Linked DNA regions of Homo sapiens: region 1 is linked to region 2. Evidence: chromatin contacts called from ENCODE Hi-C or POLR2A ChIA-PET data. All regions are on one chromosome and are shown on one strand. The core of a region is the stretch at or near the end of the contact, and the rest is flanking DNA. Distances in the headings are between cores, read along the strand shown. Region 1 holds the start of HERC6 (HECT and RLD domain containing E3 ubiquitin protein ligase family member 6). Region 2 holds the start of PKD2 (polycystin 2, transient receptor potential cation channel).

Region 1 (4,168 bases), core at 927-3,426, 370 kb before region 2:
GCAATTTAAAACATATTTTCAAAACATACAAAATGAAAGGGTAATATGTTCATAAGATTATGCTTGATGAAAACACAATGTACAGAGTTGCATAAATACTGCATATACAAATCTATAATGACATGATTTTTATAAAGATTAAATATGTACATAGAAAAAAGTAGACAAGGAGAAAATGCATCAAAATGTTAGGAGTTATCTTTGGGTGTTGGAGCTACGGTGATTGCTTTCTCGTATTTCTACAATAATCCATAACGATTATTGTATTATCTCACATATATAATATATATATTTATTATTATTATGTTTTTTGAGACAGAGTCTTGCTCTGTTGCCAGGCTGGAGTGCAGTGTCGCGATTTCGGCTCACTGCAACCTCTGCCTCCCGGGTTCAAGCGATTCCCCTGCCTCAGCCTCCCAAGTAGCTGGGACTACAGGCGCCCGCCACCACGCCCAGTTTATTTTTTGTATTTTAGTAGAGATGGGGTTTCATCATATTGGCCAGGGTGGTCTCGATTTCCTGACCTCGTGCTCCGCCCGCCTCGGCCTCCCAAAGTGCTGGGATCACAGGCGTAAGCCACCGCGTCCGGCCTATTATGTGTATATATATATATTTATATATTATATATATATATTTATATATTATATATATATATTTATATATTATATATATATTTATATTATATATATATTTATATATTATATATATATTTATATATTATATATATATTTATATATTATATATTTATATATTATATATATTTATATATTATATATTTATATATTATATATATTTATATATTATATATTTATATATTATATATATATTTATATTATATATATATTTATATATTATATATATATTTATATATTATATATATTTATATATTATATATATTTATATATTATATATATTTATATATTATATATATATTTATATATTATATATATTTATATATTATATATATTTATATATTATATATATATTTATATATTATATATATTTATATATTATATATATTTATATATTATATATATATTTATATATTATATATATTTATATATTATATATATTTATATATTATATATATATTTATATATTATATATATTTATATATTATATATATTTATATATTATATATATATTTATATATTATATATATTTATATGCTATATATATATTTATATATTATATATATTTATATGTTATATATATATTTATATATTATATATATTTATATGTTATATATATATTTATATATTATATATATTTATATGTTATATATTTATATATTTATATATTATATATATTTATATATTATATATTTATATATTATATATTTGTATATATTTATATATTATATATATTTATATATTTTATATATATATTTTTATATATATATATTTTTTAATGCCCCAGTGTATTTCTAAGGGAGATACAGGTGTCTGACCCACAAACCACGTTTGTAAGGTCAGGCTGCCTTCTCCAGGTAGAACCGCGCAGGCGAGGATTTATCTGCAAGGCAAGCCGGAGGGACCACATCTCTTTCCAGAGCAGCGCTGACCAGGTTAGTTTCGGCTCTCAGTTTCGCTTTGAACTTGAATTGGAAACCGAAACAAATCCGAGGGGCGTTGGGAAAACGAAACTGAGGAAGTTGCTCTTCGGTAGCACAGGGCACCATTTTCCTGGTTCCTGTGGCTCTTCGGGCCCCGAGGAATCCAAGGCTCCCAGCACCCCTCCCTGCCTGGCCCGCGGCGCCCAGCATCTGAGCCGCTCCCTGCACCTGGGCCCCCGCGCCCCTCACCCGGGTCCCAGCGCTCCGCACCCGGTTCCCTGCGCCCGGTACCCAAGCCCCCGCGCCCATGTACTGGGGTCCTCACACCCTGCACCTGGGGCCCCCCGCTCACCTGGCAGCTCCCCGCGCTGCGCGCCCCTGCGGCCCAGCTGACCCCTGCTGTTGTCTCCGCACGAGAGGACCCTGTGGTTGGTCAGCAGCAGCAGAGAGTGGCGCTCCCCGCTGGCCGCCTGCAGTAGCTCAGCCCCGGGGCTGCCCGCCGTCCTCCGGCGCTGCAGCTCCCTGGAGTCGGCGCCCCAACAGAAGTACATCCCGCTTCTGCGCCCTGTCGCCTGCTCCGGATTCCGTCGGTCCCGCTGCGACAGGCTCCCGAACGCTGGTGACTGGGTGCGCGATGATTTCCTGAATATCAAGAGACTCACCCTGTCTTCAACCCGCCCCAGGGGCGCAGCCCTGGCCCCATGTCAACTCTCGCTGCCTGAACTTCAAGTGCTGAAGAGCAGAGAGGGCGTCCCAGGGAATAAAACTGAGTTTACATCCTAAGCCATTTATGAGTCGTGAATGCCACTTTGGGCAAGTTACCTAATGATTCCGTGCTTCAGCTATCATATCTACGAAATATGGACTGCAATTCAGCAAATCTAATATGTCGGGATAATTTAATAGGCACATAAAGTGTTAGAATAATACCTAGAGTGGTTAATAAAGCATCTGAGTGCCCACCTCATTCCAGACCTTTTTTGGCATTGAAAATATGTTTGTTTTTTGTTTGTTTGTTTGTTTGTTTGTTTGAGATGGAGTGTCGCTCTGCTGCTCAGGCTGGAGTGCAGTGGCACCATCTCGGCTCACTGCAACCTCCACCTCACGGGTTCAAGCTGATTCTCTTGCCTCGGCCTCCCGAGTAGGTGGGATTACAGGCATGCGCCACGACGCCCGACTTAATTTTTGTATTTTTAGTAAAGATGGGGTTTCACCATGTTGGCCAGGCTGGTCTCGAACTCCTGACCTCAAGTGATCCACCCCTCAGCTTTCCAAAGTGCAGGGATTACAGGCGTGAGCCTCTGGGCCCCGCCTGAAAATACAATTAGTGAAAGACAAGATCCTCTTGATGCGTTTACATTCTCCTGAGGGAAAGAGAACATAAACAGATAAACACATAGTGTAATATCAAGGGGCAACGAAAAATACAACAGGAACCAGAGGGTGGAGGCGGAAGGCACTGGTATTTGAGATGATATTAGGGAAGATCTCTCTGATGAAGTGATATTTGTGCAGAGAGCTGAGGGGACATGGGAAATGAGGGAATGAGTCGTGATCACACCTGAGGGCAGAGGATGAAAAGAAGCAGTTGGAAGGTTTTGAATAGAGAAGAGCCATGATCTGACTTCAGTTTTTAAAGATTCATCTGGCTGCTGTGTGAAAAATAATAGGACAAAAATGGAAGCAGAAAGCCAGTTAGCAGAGACTACTTCAGAGTTCAGGTCAGGTGATATCCTAGAAGGGAAGAGAGGAGAAGTTATTAGATTCAAGACATGTTTTGAAAGTAAGAGTCCACAGATTTGATGATGGATTAGAAATTGGGGGGAAAGAAGAAAAGGGATTAGGGATTACTCCAGGGTTGGCTTTAGGGGTTACTCCAAGGTAAACTCTACTGGACTGGGAAACCCTGAGGAAGGTGCAGGTTTAAGCTATGTGTGTCTGGAATACAGATTGGTAATGATAACTGTAAGATGCTTGTTAATCAAGAAGGCAATAGGATAAACTGTTTTGGAGTTGTAGAGAGAAGCTTGGGTGTAGTCAGAAAATTGGGAGCCATCAGTGTAGAGGTGATGCTTAAAGCCAGATGGCTGAATGAGAACACCCAGGGGGTGAATGTGGTGACAGTATAGCAGAGGCTAGAGGACTGATCATAGGAGGAAAACCAGGAGGAGGAGTTATAGACAGAGCAAGTAACGAATAAAGGAAGGATCAACTCTGTCAATTTCTTGTGGAGCAAGGTAAGGATTGAGCACTGATTTTTATTTATTTATTTGTTTGTTTGTTTGAGATAGAGTTTCCGCTCTTGATGCCCAGGCTGGAGTGCAATGGCGTGATCTCAACTCACAGCAACCTCCGCCTCCCAGGTTCAAGCAATCCTCCCGCCTTAGCCTCCCAAGTAGCGGGACTACAGGCACGTGCCACTACGCCCAGCTAACTTTTGTATTTTTTGAAGAGATGGGGTTTCATCATGTTGCCCAGGCTGGTCTTGAACTCCTGACCTCAGATGATCTGCCTACCTCAGCCTTCCAAAGTGCTGTGATTATAGGCCACCATGTCCCGCTGAGCACTGGTTTTTAGATTTGGTAACTTTGATAATGTTAGCCATCATCAGCA
Region 2 (4,069 bases), core at 560-3,059:
ACAGCTAATGAGTGGTGGAACTGGGATTTCAGTGTAGGCCTGACCTGGTTTTAATCACACTGCTGTAACAACACCTGGATTGTTTTTGTGCAAGACTTTCAAAACTGACAGAAGGAGAAGAACAAGAAAAACTCAACTGAGAATGGAAACTCTTAAAAATATAGATTAAAATAATTTGGAGGGTAAAAGCAAATGAAATACTTTCCCAAGGATACCTCTGACAAAATTTGTAAAAAGAGAATTTCCTCTGGTACTAGAAAATTCATGTCCTCTTACTGGGCACTGGCAAATTTGAAAATTCCTCTTCTGCCTTTTGTAGAGCTGGGCGCACTGGGCTCAGACACATTTATCAGCTGCTATCTGGTGACTTCATCATTTTGGTGGAATTTCAAAGAACATTAATTTAGTTATTTAAAAACATACTTCAAATTTTTTTAAAACAATGTAATCTTTCCTTTGCAACTGTTTTTAGAAAAATGTCTAGAATTAGAAACGGCCAAATAACTTCACGATATTATTTTATTCTATTTGTGGTGTTCTTAACAGCTCCCACTCCTCAAAACAACCACACACATCACCAAAAAAATGCACCAATGACAATCTGCCACACTCCTCCCACAACTTGACATTATATGCACTGTACTGCTACCCTTTTCAGCCCGGGACAATGGAGTGTCCAGGCAAGAAGGAAACCACGGGTGACTATAACATTTTCCTTTAGATTTTGTGACATTGGCAAATATGCAGTTGCAACTACCATCAGTTACACAAGTAATGTTCATTTTTTCCTCTACAAGAAAAAAAAAAACAAAACCCAGATGTACTCTTTCACTCTAATTAGGCTTTCACTAATTTTCAGTAAAAAAGACTATGGTGACATATCCTGAAGAAGGAGGTATCCAATAAATATGCACCAACAAAAGAGCAGTGGAATTCCGCGCTGGGTACCGGAAATAGGGCAGCACTAGCGGAGGTGGGGAATGCGCTTCCAAGGGAGGCGGAACGCAGAGGGGATGCGAGATGGAGCCCGGGGAGCTGCCGCAGCGGGCGATGGCCCCGGCCGGCGCCGGCCGTTCTGGTTCGTGCATCTGCCGCTGCGGGTCGCGCGCTCTTACCTCGCAGCCCGCGAACCAGCCTCTCCGCCCAGGCCACTCGGGGCGGCTGCCCTTCCAGGGGGAGGTGGCGATGCAGCGGGTCCCCGCCGCCGACTGGGCTGGGGCACGGCGGGCCCTGGTCCTCTCGCCGGCGCCGCCTCCCGCTCGGGTGGCCCGCGCCGTGGTAGCCCCCAAGCCCCCGGCTCCGCGCGCCCACGGAGCTCACGGCCGAGGAGGCGGCCGACCTCCGGCTGCCCGGGCGCCACTCTACGTCCATCTCCACCACCATTCCGCCTTCTTCCCCTTCCACCTCCTCCTCCTCCTCCTCGGCCTCGAAGCCGGGGTTATCGCGGCTCCACGCCTGCCGGGAGCACGACGAGAGCGGAGGAGAAGGGGAGGCCGCGGCTCCGGCCGGGGGGTCCCGCGCGGCCGCCTGCCGGATGCGCTGCATCTCGATCTCCAGGCCCCGCTGCTCGCAGAGGCCGCCCGGGGCGGCGAGGCTGGCGCCCACGGCCGCGCAGCCAGCCATCAGCCGGCCCGGGTCCGGCGCGCGGGGCGCGGGCGGCCGCTTGGCGTCCCCGGGCTGCTGAGGCTGCACGCGACTGGAGTTCACCATCGCGGTCACTGGCGTCCGGCGCGCGGGTGCGCGGCGCCGCGCTCGGCGCTGTGCGCCTCAGGAGCCATGTTCCTTTCTTCCCGGCGCCCGCCGCCGCCTGCTCCCCGCCCCCGACCTCCCCGCGGTCCCGCGTCCTCTCGCCCGCCCCTTTGGCCCGCCTCCCTCTGGCCTCGCCCCGCCTCGCCCATCCGCCGCGGCGCGCTGAGCGGGGAGGTGCGAGGGAGCCGCCCCCGCGGTCTGCGCGCTCGCCCGGCGGCTCCCGAGTCCGCGTTCCAAGTGGAACCGGAGCCCGGGCGCGGGCGCCCACGTTCCATTCCCGGGAAGGCCTGGGAAGGGAGGGAATCGCTCACCCGCCAGCCCGCCTGCAGGGAAAGGGCTCCTGGAGCTGTCGATGCCTGCCCGACGCTGAGATAACTCTTGGGTCCCAGTTATCCACCAGCCACTTCTGCCTCGATTCACCAAAGGGCAGGGAAAGAACCTTTTGGTGAGATGGTGTGAATTAGCGACATCCAGCCTGAGCTGAAGTCTCCAGCGGGTCAAAGAAATCTTTCCATTTGCAAACTACCAAGGCTGACTTGCTGTGCATTTGGCGGGCCTCCTGCCCCTGATTCTGCTGGTTTGGAGATGCTTTCTCGCTCTTTGGTTGGCTTCTGTCTCCACACATTGTGGGGATCCCAGGGATTCGTCATAGGACTCTCGGATCGCTGGTGCCTCCACTGTGATCTCCGGTCTCCCTGCGGCCAGCACTGACTTCTAGCAACAGAATCCTGCATGAGGGCCTAGGCACAGAACTTTATTTCCACTCTTCTGAACACATCTAATGTGATGCTCTGCAATTGTCTGAAATTTATCCTACCCTAAGTCATTATCTTGTCCCCTTCTCTGGAACCTGCTTCACTTCCCGTATCCCAAGGTGAGGTTTGGGGCTTCGCTGTCCTCCTCACTTCCCAGGCCACTCTTCTTCATGGAAGCCTCGCGGTTTACCCTCCACCGCCTACACCTTATCTTCTTGTTACTTTTGCCCCACAGATATCACCCTGATATGATCTCTGTTTCTCACTCCTGCTGGCTTGATCTTATGTCTTGCATTATTCCGCATTAGAACAATTGATCCCTGTCAACTCCCATCTCTATTCTCCACGTCGGTGTCCTCACTATTTCCAGGTTATATTGCAGAACCAAAGCTGCTTATTTGTCACGTTGATGCTTAGACACCTCTGTGGGCTTCTGGCAGCTGAAAGGATAAAATTTAATTTCTGTGGTTTGGTTTAGTAAATTCTCATAATCTGCTCCTGTATTTGTTTGTTAGGGCTGCCATAACAAAGTACCAGAGACTGGGTGGCTTAACAGAAATTTATTTGCTCACCTTGTCTCTACAAAAAATACAAAAATTAGCCAGGCTTTGCGGTGTGTGCCTTTGGTCCCAGCTATTAGGGACGCTGAGGTGGGAGGATCGCTTGAGCCCGGGAGGCAGAGGATGTAGTGAGCCAAGATCGGGCCACTGCACTCCAAGTGACAGAGTGAGACTCTGTCTCATAAAGAAAGAAAGAGAGAGAGAGAAGAAAGAAAAAAAGAAGGAAGGAAGGAAAAAGAAAAGAAAAATTGTATTTTCTCACGAGGTGTTGGCAGAGTTGGTTTCTTCTGAGGCCTCTCTCCTTGGCTTGCAGATGGCCCCGCTTTTGTGTCCTCACGCCGTCTTCCCTCTTCCCTCTGTATGCGTCTGTGTCCTAATTGTCTATTCTTATACATCATATTGGATTAGGGCCTACCCTCATGACCTTGTTTTCACTTCATTACTTCTGTAAAGACCCTGTCTCCAAGTATGGTCATGTTCTGAGGTAATGGGGGTTAGGACTTCAACACAGAAATTTTTGGGGGGACACAATTTAGCTTTAACAGCTCTTAATGTACTCCTCTAGCATGGCATCCCATGCCATCCATCCACCTTAATGAATTATTCATTTGTTCTCTAGGCACATATAACATGCTGCTAATATTTAGGTAATTATGGCTACCTATTACCTGATCCTGCAGTTTATTAATTTAGATATTCATGTTCTTCTCTTAACTGTGAGCTTCTCAAAGGCAAGACTGGTGGGTCTGGAGCACAGCCCTAGCTCATGCTATTCATCAGTTCATTCTGAAGACATTTCCTGTGCCCTGAATTAAGGTCTGGGCATGTAGAGAGGAGTATGATACAGCCTTGGCCCTCAAGAGGAGACAGACCAAAAATGAGAGATTACCAAGTGGGTTAAGGGTTATGGTGCCTGTCATCCAAGGAACTTCTGAAGCTGAAGATGTCCTGAATAGCACCAGCAGCACTGCAGAGTCGAAGGATTCTTACAGACACATTCCAACA

What was found. Hi-C counts contacts between places; a loop is a spot of excess contacts on that map. ChIA-PET counts read pairs that join two places held with the same protein, here RNA polymerase II (POLR2A). Pooled maps may share reads with other maps.
Region 1: a loop to region 2 is called in a map of dorsolateral prefrontal cortex, with 3 times the contacts of the local background. The contact joins the promoter of HERC6 here to the promoter of PKD2 in region 2. A Hi-C loop is called at or near these places in 3 of 168 maps with a recorded cell type or tissue (dorsolateral prefrontal cortex and naive thymus-derived CD4-positive, alpha-beta T cell), 6 of 37 single-sample maps with no recorded cell type and 10 of 50 pooled maps. POLR2A ChIA-PET finds 5 or more read pairs at or near these places in 1 of 52 experiments (GM12878).

What each region holds. Positions count from the first base shown.
Region 1 is chr4:88,376,860-88,381,027 of GRCh38, reverse strand. HERC6 (HECT and RLD domain containing E3 ubiquitin protein ligase family member 6) reads right to left here and starts at 2,176. Exons shown (of 23, transcript NM_017912.4): 1 at 1,908-2,176. The coding sequence starts at 2,106. RefSeq lists an enhancer at 1,424-1,753 and a silencer at 1,764-1,953.
Region 2 is chr4:88,005,375-88,009,443 of GRCh38, reverse strand. It overlaps PKD2 (polycystin 2, transient receptor potential cation channel), which reads right to left and starts at 1,809. Exons shown (of 15, transcript NM_000297.4): 1 at 1,116-1,809. The coding sequence starts at 1,710. RefSeq lists silencers at 927-1,066, 1,117-2,046.